Regions from separate parts of the Homo sapiens genome. Here region 1 is linked to region 2. The links are chromatin contacts, found by Hi-C in ENCODE. All regions are on one chromosome and are shown on one strand. Each heading gives the region's core, a stretch centred on a gene start or an enhancer-like site at or near the end of the contact. The rest is flanking DNA. Distances are from core to core; before and after follow the strand shown. Region 1 overlaps PTGFRN (prostaglandin F2 receptor inhibitor). Region 2 holds the start of CD58 (CD58 molecule).

Region 1 (6,592 bases), core at 435-2,934, 420 kb before region 2:
TTCCCCTTTGGAAGAGAGAGCAGTGTTAGATCCTTCAAAGTCAAGATAAAAGCAGAGGATTGCAATTAGGGCATGAGTCACCAGCGAGCCTCAGAAAACCCTACTGGGATGCTTCCGAAAGGCCAGTGCTGTGCAGGGGGCGAGACACTTCAGGGAGCGGGAGGCTCCAAGGACAGAGCTTTTAAAGCAGCAGCAGAAGCCTGGGATGTGGAAGATCTCTGTCTACTCTCCTATTCCTGATGGGAGCAGTCGGGCAAAGCACACCGCTCTTGACTCTGCTCTACAGGCCATTCACATAACAGCAAATTGCTGGGTTTCCTTCATGTCCCTATTAGGAAAGCAAAACATACCACAAAGTATACCCTTTCTCACTAACCCCCTGCAGTGGACCTTAAAATGACCTGAAGGACTGAAAAGGTCATAGAAAAAACATGGTGCTTCTAGGTAATTTCTGATTCCTTGAAGTCAGTCAGTCTTGCAAGTAGCAATTTGCCTTCAGGTTAAGGAGCCCAAGCACGTGTGAAGGACATGGCATATCTGTGGGTCCCCCTGCAAGACTCTTGGTGACCAATGCCTTTGCCCCCCACAATGGGCAAGAGAGAGGAATAGTGGTGGCTTCTTTAGCCTAACTTGCACCTGGCACCACTCTGACCCTCCTGGCCCCAGCTGCGTAAGAATAACTTCGTGGGATCCCTCTTCTGCTCCTCCTGGAGTCCCCTGAGACACAGTGGCCTCACAACTACTGGAGCAGGTATCTGATCCTTTCCTTGTCCCCATCCTCCCCTTCCTTGCAGCCCTTCTTACTGCCCTGGACAGAGGTGGCTGTGTATTTTTCTTCATATTCATTCTTAAGGCTAAGGTGGCAAGATAAGGTGCTCAGTGGAGAGCCAAATTGTAGATTCCAGGGCTGCCATTTCAGTGCTCTCACAGAAAACAAATACAAAAGAAATGGAAAAGGGGCAGAGAAGCAAAAAAAAAAAAAAAAAAAGCAGTTGGGCTCAATAAGAAGTTATATACTCCAAGTTTGGATTTCAAATGTAGTCTAAACCCCTGAAAACAGGGGGTGGGGTAGGGTCGTAAAAGCCACAAATTAGCCTTCGGCACAGGTCTGTGTTGTCTGTCAGCCGGGTAGAGGGTGGCGCTCAGCAGCTCTCTGAACACGTGCCTCCAACGCGGAAGCTGGCTCTCAGGCGGGCAGGCACATTCTCACTGAAGATAAAGAACTCCGCATGCCATCACCCCTTCCTCACCACAACCCCGCGAAACAAAAGCTATAAACACACACAAGTCAGAGGATCTATAAACCAGTGGGAGAAAAAAAATTAGATGAAGGTTAACCATTAAAAAGCTGCAGTTGGGAAAACACACACTCGATTGTTACATCAGAAAGTGCCGTGGGAAGAAGAGCCGTGTGCTGGTAAACATGTCCGCGCTCAGAACTTGACATGCAGAAAAGAGAGAGCGCCAAGTCCCACCTGAGATTAGAGAGGACTGGTTTTTAGTGTAACACACTTTGTTTTAAAATATCACTGTCCTCTTCTTGCCCCAATTGCTCCTAGAACGTCCCTCTGTCACTCCCCTCCCGGGCCAGCCTAGTCCATCTCCATCGACATGAGCCTGCGGCGCTCGCGCCGTGTCTCCTGAACCTCCTTCTTACAACACCAGTGGGAGCTGCAGTACCCGATGAGACAGGACAGGAGCCCGATGACCGTGGACAGACCGACGCCGATCAGCAAGGGATACTTGAAGGCGTTCAGCACTGGGAGGGAGAGATCAAAGGGGAAGCCAGTCAGTGCTGCGAGGGAGGCCGCTTTGGGGGCACCCTCGCCTCCCTTCCCCACTGGAGCAGGATCTCCCGAGAGATAAGGTCTCATTCCTCCTGCATCTAGCACCTAGCACACCACTGGAGACAGGAGAAGCTCAGCCTTATCTGTCACAAAAATGAGCAAATGTCTTCCTACCCAGCTCTGCGGGGAGAATAAAAACCACAAAGAAGATTTCACTCGATGCCTTTGAATGTCAACTTGCTTTTTAGGGTTTTGGCAAAAGATTGATTTTTAAAAGTCAGTATAAGGGCACCGCACGTTCAGCAGCAGATGCATCCTTAAAAAAACCATGCATAAATCAATCCTATGCATCAAATAACTGAAGTGTACTAAGGGAGCTATTTTAAGTAACACTATACTAAATTATCTAGCAAAGTGAATAATCACTCCCCTGTTTGTTAAATCTGGGTTTTTATACGGAGTTACTTCAAGCAAGGAATTCCTAAGATGCAAAATATGGTACAGATGATTTAAGTGTCAGAAATGCACAAACACCATTTAGACTCCACCCTTGAAATCCCACCTTCCTTTCCCCATAAGTACCCATGCTCCTTGGGTGGACGCTGCCACTGGGCTAGGTGCTTTACGTTTGCTAAGGTTTAATTTTCGAAATAGCCCCATAGAAGACTATTATCCCATTTTACGAGAGAAAATGGATCAGAAAGGCTAAGTAGTCTGTGGAAGAGCTAGGGCTCCAATTTCCATCTGACTGATCACTAGGGAAACACTCAAAAGGCTTTTACTCATCCTCGGAGGCCCCTGGACTTTAATTCTCTTTATGGAGTTATTTCGACTAACATGTACTTTCTGAAATTTTCCACAAAGGAGACATGTTTTTTGTAAACCAAGGAACAACTGTCCCCACTCTGGGATGCTCAAGGAACAAAGCTCTGACTGTCTAGTTAGGTTGACCCTGGTGTTCATCGTGGGCCAACGAGGCTGGGAGCTCATCCTCCCATCTTGGGGCTCCGTGAAGTACCCACTCTGTGCCACTGACTCCAGAAGGAGTCTCTTTTTTTTTTTTTTGAGATGGAGTATCCCATTGTCGCCTGGGCTGGAGTGCAATGGTGCGATCTCGGCTCACTGCAACCTCCACCTCCTGGGTTCAAGCAATTCTCCTGCTTCAGCCTCCGAGTAGCTGGGATTACAGGCACCCGCCACCACTCCTGGCTAATTTTGTTTTTCTTTTTTGTATTTTTAGTAGAGACGGGGTTTCACTATGTTGGCCAGGCAGGTCTCGAACTCCTGACCTCATGATCCGCCCGCCTCGGCCTCCCAAAGTGCTGGGGTTACAGGCGTGAGCCACTGTGCCCAGCCATGAGTCTCTCTTAAGAAGCAAAACCAGTGGTAGTGAGAGTAGCAGGTCCCTAAGCTATAGCCTCCCCTATTGACCTGAGCCCTCTCTCTCAAGGCTGCTCTCTGCCTGTGCCTAGCAGAATCCATGCCAACCCTCGGACACCATAAAGCGAGTTTCTATAAATTTATGGAAGAGGCAAAGCCTTGAAAATTTTTCTAGTAAGTCTTGAAAATTATTTATCAATGGTGACACTAGCACATAATAGCAAAGCTGGGGAAACTGCAAGGGCTGCTGGTGCCCTTCTGGGTGCAGGCTCAGGCCAGGTCTAGAAAGAAAGCAGGACGTGCTATGGCACATTCCTCAAACTGTGGCCACCTGGGTTCTGTCAGCTACAGCCTGGCACAAGAAGAAGACATTCCCAAACACTGAGAAATTTGGGTGACATTCTTACCATCCATCTTCACAGTTATAAAAACGGGCTTGGAGTGGATCTCTGCCTCCTTCTGCCAGGAACCTGTTGGTGACTTCACCCATGGAGTCACGGAACAGTAGTAGTTGCCAAAGTCCTGGTCCTCGGAGCCATGCACTTGCAGCAAGAATTCCAGCACACTCACGCGCTCCAGGCTGAGGTCGCTCTTCCAGTCCCTCCGGGAGGTGGTCACGATGCCCTTCCGATCCAGGGAAGACAGGAGCACAGGAGCCTTGTCCAGGCCAAAAGAGTGCACCGCAAACCAGGACACATCAAAGGCCATGTCATCTACGGATTACCAAGCCAAAACCCTGGGGTCAGTGCAATGGGCAGAAGTCATATGTATGGCCACATCCATGTATGAGGCCCTTACTACGTATGGCAAGCACAACACTACATGCCTTCGGTCTCACTGGATCCTCACAACAGCCCTATGATGAAGGCACTATCATACTTTTATTCTGCCATTATTGCCAGACTATATACCTGCTCAAGGTCATGTAGTCAGCAGGTAGCAGAGTGTGCAGCTTAACCCAGGGAGTACAGCTCCAGAGCCCAGCCTCTTAACCACTGCACTGCTGCCACCCAGACTAAGGGGCCACAGGAAGAAGAGTCAGGGCCAAAAACTGTCTCCCACAGAGAACACTGATCCGAAAGCTGGTATGCCAGGACACTGCAGGCTCTCTCTCCCAAAGAAAGCCAGCTCCTTTGACAGTTTAGGCAGAAGAACCCAAGACTGGAAGGACACTAAAGTCATATGGAACAAAATGTACATAAAATGAATTGCACCAAATTTAGAGTTGTAAACAGTTTAGATTTTATTGTACACTATGGTTTTTCTTTCCTTGCAGAAGTGCTTAAGTTCAAAACAAGAGGAAAAAAAATGTCAAGCTGAGAAAATGGAACACAGTTTAACAGTCCCAGAGAGTAATGCTGAATCGTAAAGTACTCTGCAAAATTAAGATTCTAACAGCCTCAAATAAATTAATATGGGCATAAGAGAAAGAAGACTTTGGCACAAGTGGTAATTCTCATGGAATGTGAAAACAGAGCACACATCATAAGCCCTTGACCTCTTCCCTTGACTGGTACCAACCATTATCAGCTGTGTCGGCTCTGAGATTCATCCAGCAACAAAAGACAACAGCCATGACACTGTTGTCTTAAATCCACTTGAGAAAGCGTTTTATATAAATGTCAAATAACACAATTTTTTGCCGAACAAGAGATAACATTTGTTCATTTAGTAAAAATACACTAATAGCCTCAAAAAGCACATAAGGCAAATAAATTATTTTCAGATGCTTACATATTAAAAAAGTAAGCAGAACTAAAAGCAAGAATTTCTATGAAATTATCCAAATGATAATTCTTCCTTAGCTCACTCTAAACATGTAATATCTTCTCTTTTTCTCCCATTGACCCACTGTGGCACTTGAGCATAATTTTTTTTTTTTTTTTTTTTTTTTGTTCCCAGTGTCTCTCCAAGGAAACTAGCTCCCTGGGGGCAGAGGGAGTGCCATAAACAGCCTCATGCTCTCACAGTGCCAAGGGCAGAGTGGACACCCGCATCACTCTCGTCTTCAGTGAAAACTCTTAACTCAGTGCTGCTGTCACCTGCAGGTGCTGGGTGGTTGCTGAAGGCAAAAAGCCAAACCGGGTTCCCAGACTCTAAGCCCTGATCCCCGCTGTGCCTTATGGTGTGGGAGCCAGGCTCCAGGGCCAGGCTGCCTGGGCTAGCATCCCAGCACCAGCACTAATGAACCATGTGACCTGGGCGAGTTCCCCAAGTTCACTGAGACTTAGTTTCCTCATCTGCAAAATGAAAATGACAAAACCCAGGGTTAAATTTACCACATTTATTAAAATGCTTAGAACAGCACCTGGAACACAGTAAGTACTCAATAAAAGTTGGTCACCATGAACAACATTATCTCCACAGCTCAACACACATGCTCCTACACACAGACCTGCTAAGGGGAAGGGCATTACCAGCTGCAGCAAATGCAGCTGGTGGCCAGTCCACCCCAGCTGGTGGGCTGGGCCTCTGGCCACTGCAGGTACTGGCTGTTAAAATTCACACACCTGTACCCTCCCCCCTCCAGAGGCCGGGCTTAGGCTGATGGAAGCCGCCACCTGGAGGTTATGAACTGCTCTCGCTTCTTTGCCACTCAGCCTGTGGACAATGACTGACTAGTGAAGGGACAGAAAAGCCCAGTCCCCTTCCCTCCGGTGGGCCTACTCTGCAGTACACTCATGCTCCAGAACTCCCCGTGGGGAGGTGGACTTGCTCTGAATTCACACCTCGACTTGCCTTCTTCTCCAGCTCTATCTCAAGTCCCTCCCTCCCTCAGTGTTCTCCTGAGAACACTCCCTCAATCCATCACTCGCGTGCTTGTCTGTCTTTGCTTGCGGAGAACCTGACCTAAGATACTGCCTCAGAAGGGCCAAAGTCTGCTGTCCCCACCCCTGCTCAGCACAGAGGACCTTGGCCCACAAATCACTTATGCAACATGTCCTTCACAAAAGAGCATTCCCTCACAGCCCACAGCATGTGTGAGGAAAAACTAAATTACAACTTGTGTTTAATAATTCAGTATCTTCCATCCACACAGTCCAAGAGTGCAAAATTCTGGAAAATTGTGATCTGAAAGATAACAGCTACCTATAGCTTTTGCAATTAATTACACTGGAGGAAAAGGCTTTTATATTAAAGGCACAACTGGTGACCTATTAATTTACTGAGAAAGAGCATTTAAAGGATTTATTTTTGTGTGTATCATAAATGAACTTTAAGGGCAAACATGGTATCGCATTTTCCCAACTTTTGAAAAGGATTTTCCTCCCTTTTCCCCGGTAGTCTCTTCTAGTTTTACCATCACTTTCTCTTCGGAATTCTGCTTTCTGTCCTCAGTCTTCCCCATCTCAGGTACAGGAGTGGCTTCTCATTCCTCTTCCCCTGTGAATGGAGCTAACCAACTCCATGGATGTGGGTGGGAT
Region 2 (6,230 bases), core at 78-2,577:
TGTTACACACTGCCCCTGCCTTGTGTTCCCAGTATCTACAGATGGTAGGGAATATCTCGAGATAGCAGGTTTGTGGTAGAGGGCATTGGTCCCAGAAGTTTCACTGATAGAGATACCTTTTAAGATTTTATGGCTAACTTAAGAAATAATTCATGTCTCTTTGCAATATGGTTCAAGTGTCTTGAGTGACTTCGAGTCCCCACCTGGGGATAATGGAGGTGAAGCAGCAAGAAAGCACATTCCCACTCAGTTTCACAACCTGCACCATGTATGTGTTGGTGGTTATTTGGGCAGCAGGGAGTCCTGTTCATGGAAATGGATTCCTGCTCACATAATAACTAAGAGTTCTGTGAACTCCCTCAGCTGGGCAGGGGCAACTCTGGTGCTTCTGTCTGCAAGAAAGGGGACAGACAGGGAGGCTGATGTGAGGAGCTGGTTCTGGGAATAGGGTCATTTGTTCTGGGATATAGGGATGTGAGGGGAGGGCCAGCTCAATCCAGACTGATGAAGAGCGGGGAGAGTGATGAGTGCCTGCCTCAGCTTGGGCTGGATGGATGTGGGGAGGCTGGGCAGTGAGGGAGATGTGGATCTGACATCTCAGCCTGAGGGAAAGTCCCGGTTGAGATGGGGGAAGACAGAAAAAGAGGAATCTGAGAAGGGAGAAACCAAAGGCTGGAAATCCCAGCTCCGGGGATAAGGGAGTATGGGGACGGGGGAGGCCTGCCTCAGGTAACCCTACGCCTAACAGTTGTCTAAAATGCTCCCTTTCCTTGTCATGTTTGAGGAAAAGTGGTTCAAAGAGGCCGTCTGATGCGGGATCACACAGCGCTGAAGGGATGAGGGGCCCCGGGTGCTCCCGCCCGTCCTGCTGCCTCCTCCGGTGGCTCTCTGGGAGCCACAGCCCCGTCTAGCCACGGAGGGGCCTACAGCACGCCCCAAACGCTAAGGGGAAGCGCGGGAGGTGCGGTAGGAAGGCAGAGAAACCTGGTTTTTAAAACCAAGCCATTTTCAAGGAAAGAATTTCTTACTTTAAAACCTTGGTTTTTAAAACCAAGCCATTTTCAAGGAAAGAATTTCTTACTTAAAAATAGCGTATGGAATGGCGGCGGAATGACGGGAGGGACCGAGCTGGGGGACTGGACGGCGCCCCGGGGACACAGGAAGGAGGCGCGCAGAGCCGAGGCCAGAGGCGCGCCCGGGGAGTGGAAGCGCGAAGACAAACGCGGCGCCGCGGAGGGTGGGGGAGGAAGGGCCGGGGCGGGCCGCCGGCTGCCAGCCCAGGGCGGGGCGGAGCCCTACTTCTGGCCGACCGCGTAGGCGGTGCTTGAACTTAGGGCTGCTTGTGGCTGGGCACTCGCGCAGAGGCCGGCCCGACGAGCCATGGTTGCTGGGAGCGACGCGGGGCGGGCCCTGGGGGTCCTCAGCGTGGTCTGCCTGCTGCACTGCTTTGGTGAGTGAAGCCTGCCCCAGGGGCCCCGCGCCGGCCGGCGGGTACTGGGCAGCACCCAGGCTGGGTGGACGCGCCGGGCTCGAGGCGGTTGCCGATCAGAGACGGGTGGGGACGGGTCGCTGTGGGCCGGGAACAACTCAGCCGTGGGAGCCTTTTCAGGAAGAGAAAGTTGTTATTTCATCGCCAGTGTCCCTCATGGAGTCAGCAAGGAACTGTGTGGCCTTAGGGAAGGACGGGCTCCGGCCCGCTAGCCTCTCCTGCGGGGCCTGCGCCCCCCCGCCGGCCCCCTCCCGAGCTCCAGTGACCAAGTTCCTTCCTGGGCTTCCCCAGTAACGTCGCTGAGCGCTTCAGCGGACTGCAAAATTTTTCCCAGCCGTGAACGCGCCCGGGACGGGGAGCGGGCGCGGATGCCACCTGCTCGAGGGCGACGCCTGCTGCCCTCCCCGCGCGGTGCCGTCCCCGCCCGCGCGGCGTCCGCCGTATCAGCAGAGAGGACTTTTCAGAATCGCCCCACAGCGAGGAGCGGGTAGGCAACTAGGAAGCCCAGTCGGCAGCGGCCTCACGTTGGGATTCCTAAGTGGTGCGACTCCTGCTCCTTTTTCCTCCCCTCAAATCCTAAAAACTAGTATCAGAACTGGTTCCATCCTCTCCGTGTGTTGTCAGCCAAGTCGTCACAACAACCTCAGGAAATAGGTCCCCTTCTTCCCATTTTGCCTCCCCATCCTCCTTCACCCTCCACACATTGGCCCCAGTCAGGCCATAGCAAAACCCCGGGAGTACAGCAGTAACCTCCCAGCGAGTTCAACTGTACTTGAGGGGTTCTCATGGCTGGCTCCTGCACCCCACTGCCAGCCCTCCAGCCCGTCCGTCCGTTTGCTCAGCGTCCGCTGCCTGCCCGGGAGGTGCGCGTGTGCATCTATGGAAGACAGCCAAGGGGGAGGGGTTGAGATAGACTCAAAAGTACCCGCACGATCAGATAAGTCAGTGTTGTAAGAGGCCTGGGCTGGGCGTGGTGGCTTACACCTGTCATCCTAGCACTTTGGGAGGCTGAGGCAGGTGGATCACTTGAGGCCAGGAATCGGAGACCAGCAGGGCCAACACGGTGAAAGATCGGCTCTACAAAAAATACAAAAATTAGCTGAGCGTGGTGGCGCATACCTATAGTCCCAGCTACTCGGAAGGCTGAGGTGGGAGAATCACCTGAGTCCCGGAGGCAGAGGATGCAGTGAGCTGTGATTGTGCCACTGAACTCCAGCCTGGGTGACAGAATATGACCTGTCTCAAAAAAAAAAAAAAAAAAAAAAGGTGAGCTGTGAGGGTACAGAGGGAAGAAGAAGGCAGTCTCTTTTGTGAAATCAAGTGTCTTTTGTGAAGCAGTCTTCATGGGAGGGAGGATATTTGAGCCCAGCCTTCAAGGACTGGTGATGTGTGGACATGTGATAATGTGGGAAAAGATTGCTGAGTGTCCCCTTAGGGAGTCTGGATTCTCTGAGCTGAGAGAGCTTCTCCTGGGCCTTACAGGATCAGGACCATGCGCCTGGGAAGAAGAATCTGTTAGCAACAAAGAGGAAGGCTGCAGTCAGGAGGAATTGGAGGCAGGGAGGCCAGAAGGCCAGGGTGGACTACCATCACAGGGCCCAAATAGCTCTGGGGAGTTCATGTGCGGGTGGCTGGGGAAAAGAAGAGATACAAACAGGGATTAATTGAATGGATGGGGTAACTCTCCTCCAGGCAAGCTGGTCCCTCATTCCCTGGCACCTTGGGTCACTGCTGCCTGTACCTGTGTTCTCCCTTCCACTGCAAACCCAGTTTGCCCAAGCTCCACCTCCAACAGATTATTTGAACTGTCCCTTCCTGGTGATCTCTCTCACCTAATTCATGTATTCATTCAGAAGTCATTTGATTCAGCAAACATGTATTTATAAACTGCTCTGCATAGGCCTTAAACTAAAGACAAGACTGAATGGGTATATCCCCTTTTGGGGACCCAAGCCTGCCTCATTAGGGAAGCTGCAAATGCAGTGATTAACAGCATCAGCTCTGGGGTCAGATGCCTAGCTTTGGATCCTGGCCCCACTCCTCACCTGAGTCATGAACTTGTGTGAGTTCCCTAACTTCTCTTCACTTCAGTACCTTCACTTTTGAAGAGAGTACCACTCACATGAGGGAAAGGAGAATAATAAACCCACTTCATAGAATTACTGGGAACATCAGTCATGCAATAAATATTTACTGAGTGTCAATTATATGTTAAGCACTGCACAATGGACGGGGGATACAGCAAGCTATGCACAGTTCCCTGCCTTTGTGAAGCTCACCTTATAGTGAGGGAGAGAGACAGTAAGTAAATGAGTAAAAACATGGATGCTGGATGGTGATAAAGTAAACATTTACTAGTACAGAGATGAGTAAAGCAAAGAAAGGGGTGATGGAAGTCGTTAATACTTCAGTTTAGGGTTTTTTTTGAAATTTTAGAACAATTAAAATCTTTAGGACAGTTGCAAAATTAGTACAGTGAACATTTGCGTACTTTCTCCTTGAATCACCAGTTAACTGTCACATTAGTTTTCTTTGTTATTTTTGCCATCTGTTATTTTTGCCAAACCATTTGAGAGTTTCAGATCTCATGACACCTCACCTGTAATTCTTTATCATATGTCTCATAAGAACAAGAGCATTCTCCAACAAGTCACAGAATCATCATAATCTGGAAATGTGGCATTGATACAATACTGTTTCCTGGTAGAGAACCCAGAAGCCAGTCCTGCACCACATACTTCATTTGATAATCATGCCTTTTTAACCCCCTTTAACCTAAAACTGTTGCTTTTTTTTTTTTTTTTTTTTGGTACTTTAAGACATCATCATTTTTGAAGTGTCTGGGCTAGTTGCTTTACCGAATGTCCCTTTGGATGTGGATTGCCTGCTTGTTTCCTCATGATCAGATTCTGGTTGTAACTCTTTGTAGCAGGAATACTTCATAGCTATGTTGGGTCCTTCTCAGTGTGTCACATCAGGAAGATGTGGTCTGTTTGTCACATTATTGGAGATGTTAACTTTGACATTTGGTTAAAGTGAAGTTTACCAGATTTCTCCATTGTAGAGGCACCATTTTACCTTTGTAAGTAATAAATGATGTGTTAAGTGATGTTTTGAGGTTGAGTGAATATCCTGTTCTCCAGCCATTGTTCATTCAGTGGTTTTAGTATCCTATGGTGATTCTTCCCAGAATCCATTATCACTAAAATATTTTATTTTATTTTTTGAGACAGGGTCTCACTGTGTCACCCAGGCTGGAGTACAGGGGTGCTATCACAGCTAACTCCAGCCTCGACCTCTGAGGCTCAAGCAATTCTGCCACCTCAGCCTTCTGAGTAGCCAGGACTACAGGTGCATGCCACCATGCTTGGCTAATTTTTTTTTAGTTTTTGTAGAAACAGGGTTTCCCTATGTTGCCCAGACTGGTCTTAAACTCCTGGGCTCAAGTGATCCTCCCTCCTTGGCCTACCGAAGTGTTGGGATTACAGGCATGAACCACCACATCCAGCCACTAAAATATTTTCAAATGGTAATTTTCTTCCCCCACCCTTGTCCCTTTCTTCTCCCTCCCTCCCTTCCTTCCATCCTTCCTCTCTCCCCTCCCCTCCCTCCCTCCCCTCCCCTCCCTTTCCCTCCCCTCCCCCTCCCTTCCTGTCCCTTCCCTTCCCTTCCCTTCCCTTCCCTTCTTTCCTTCTTTGTTTCATTGCCTTTTCTCTTTTCTTTTGAGACACAGTCTCACTCTGTTGCCCAGGCTAGAGTATAGTGACACAATTATGGCTCACTGCAGCCTTGATCTCCCAGACTCAAGCGATCCTCCCACCTCAGTTTCCAAATAGCTGGGACTACAGGGACATGCCTTCACGTCCACCTAATTTTTTTGTATTTTTTATAGAGACGGGGTTTTGCCATGTTGCCCAGGCTGGTCTTGAACTCCTGGGCTCAAGCAATCCTCCCAAGTCAGTTTCCCAAAGTGTCGGGATTATAGGCATGAGCCACCCAGCAATTTTCTCTTCTGTTTCTCTCTATATATATATTTATTAGTTTACATTGTTCAGTAATGGATAGCTTTTGCACACACATCCTCCCTTTTTTTCTTTTATTTTAGAAGGTTATGTGGACTCATGGATTCTTTTTTAAATATGGCATTCCTGTCATCCATTTTGATGCTCGGCAACCCCACATTTGACAAGTGGGAACACCTTCAAGCTTCAGAGTCCTTTTGCTCTGTTTGTTCCTGTTTGATTTTAAACACTTCCTTACTTTCTGGCACAGAAAGATGTTCTGGACTCATCTTGTAGTGTTCCTGCCTCAGCCTTCGAATCATTAGGTTCCCTGGTTTCTTTTAGTGAGAGATGGTATTTAGAAATCAAGTTCTGGGTGCAAAGTGTGCCCACAGGTACCAGAGTCATTGCTTCTCAGCCTTGTCAGTTTTCAAAGTTAAGAAATAGAGTTTTTACAAAGTCAGGAGTTCACCCTGATACTTCTAACACTAATAATCTTGCTGCTTAGTTCTTCTGCCTCTTCTGCTCTTCCATATTTGCATCTCCTTACTCCCACAGTGAGAACTCTGTTCTTAGTAGCATCAGTATATTTTCCTAATCTACATTAAACCCCAAATCATTTTACAGTTGCTATACCAATCTACTACCAACTACAAACTTACTAAATACAGTTAAAGATTTCTTTACAGTTCCTTTTATTTTTCATTACAGTCTCCAACTTAGCAATGGTTCGACTTAAG

The links. Hi-C counts contacts between places; a loop is a spot of excess contacts on that map. Pooled maps may share reads with other maps.
Region 1: a loop to region 2 is called in a map of sigmoid colon, with 5 times the contacts of the local background. The contact joins the enhancer-like site here to the promoter of CD58 in region 2. A Hi-C loop is called at or near these places in 1 of 168 maps with a recorded cell type or tissue (sigmoid colon) and 5 of 50 pooled maps.

What each region holds. Positions count from the first base shown.
Region 1 is chr1:116,981,968-116,988,559 of GRCh38, reverse strand. It overlaps PTGFRN (prostaglandin F2 receptor inhibitor), which reads right to left. Exons shown (of 9, transcript NM_020440.4): 8 at 3,575-3,880; 9 at 1-1,759. The coding sequence ends at 1,593. Among named protein-coding and RNA genes, the nearest start is that of CD101, 16 kb to the left of the region's middle. RefSeq lists an enhancer at 5,979-6,273. Within about 2 kb of position 1,684, at least 5 of the 41 ENCODE cell types and tissues checked have a DNase peak (open chromatin) inside an H3K27ac peak, as active enhancers do.
Region 2 is chr1:116,566,123-116,572,352 of GRCh38, reverse strand. It overlaps CD58 (CD58 molecule), which reads left to right and starts at 1,327. Exons shown (of 6, transcript NM_001779.3): 1 at 1,327-1,450. The coding sequence starts at 1,381. LOC124904385 (a long non-coding RNA gene) reads right to left here and starts at 1,378. Exons shown (of 2, transcript XR_007066497.1): 1 at 1,300-1,378. RefSeq lists silencers at 1,126-1,585, 1,656-1,725 and an enhancer at 2,196-2,255.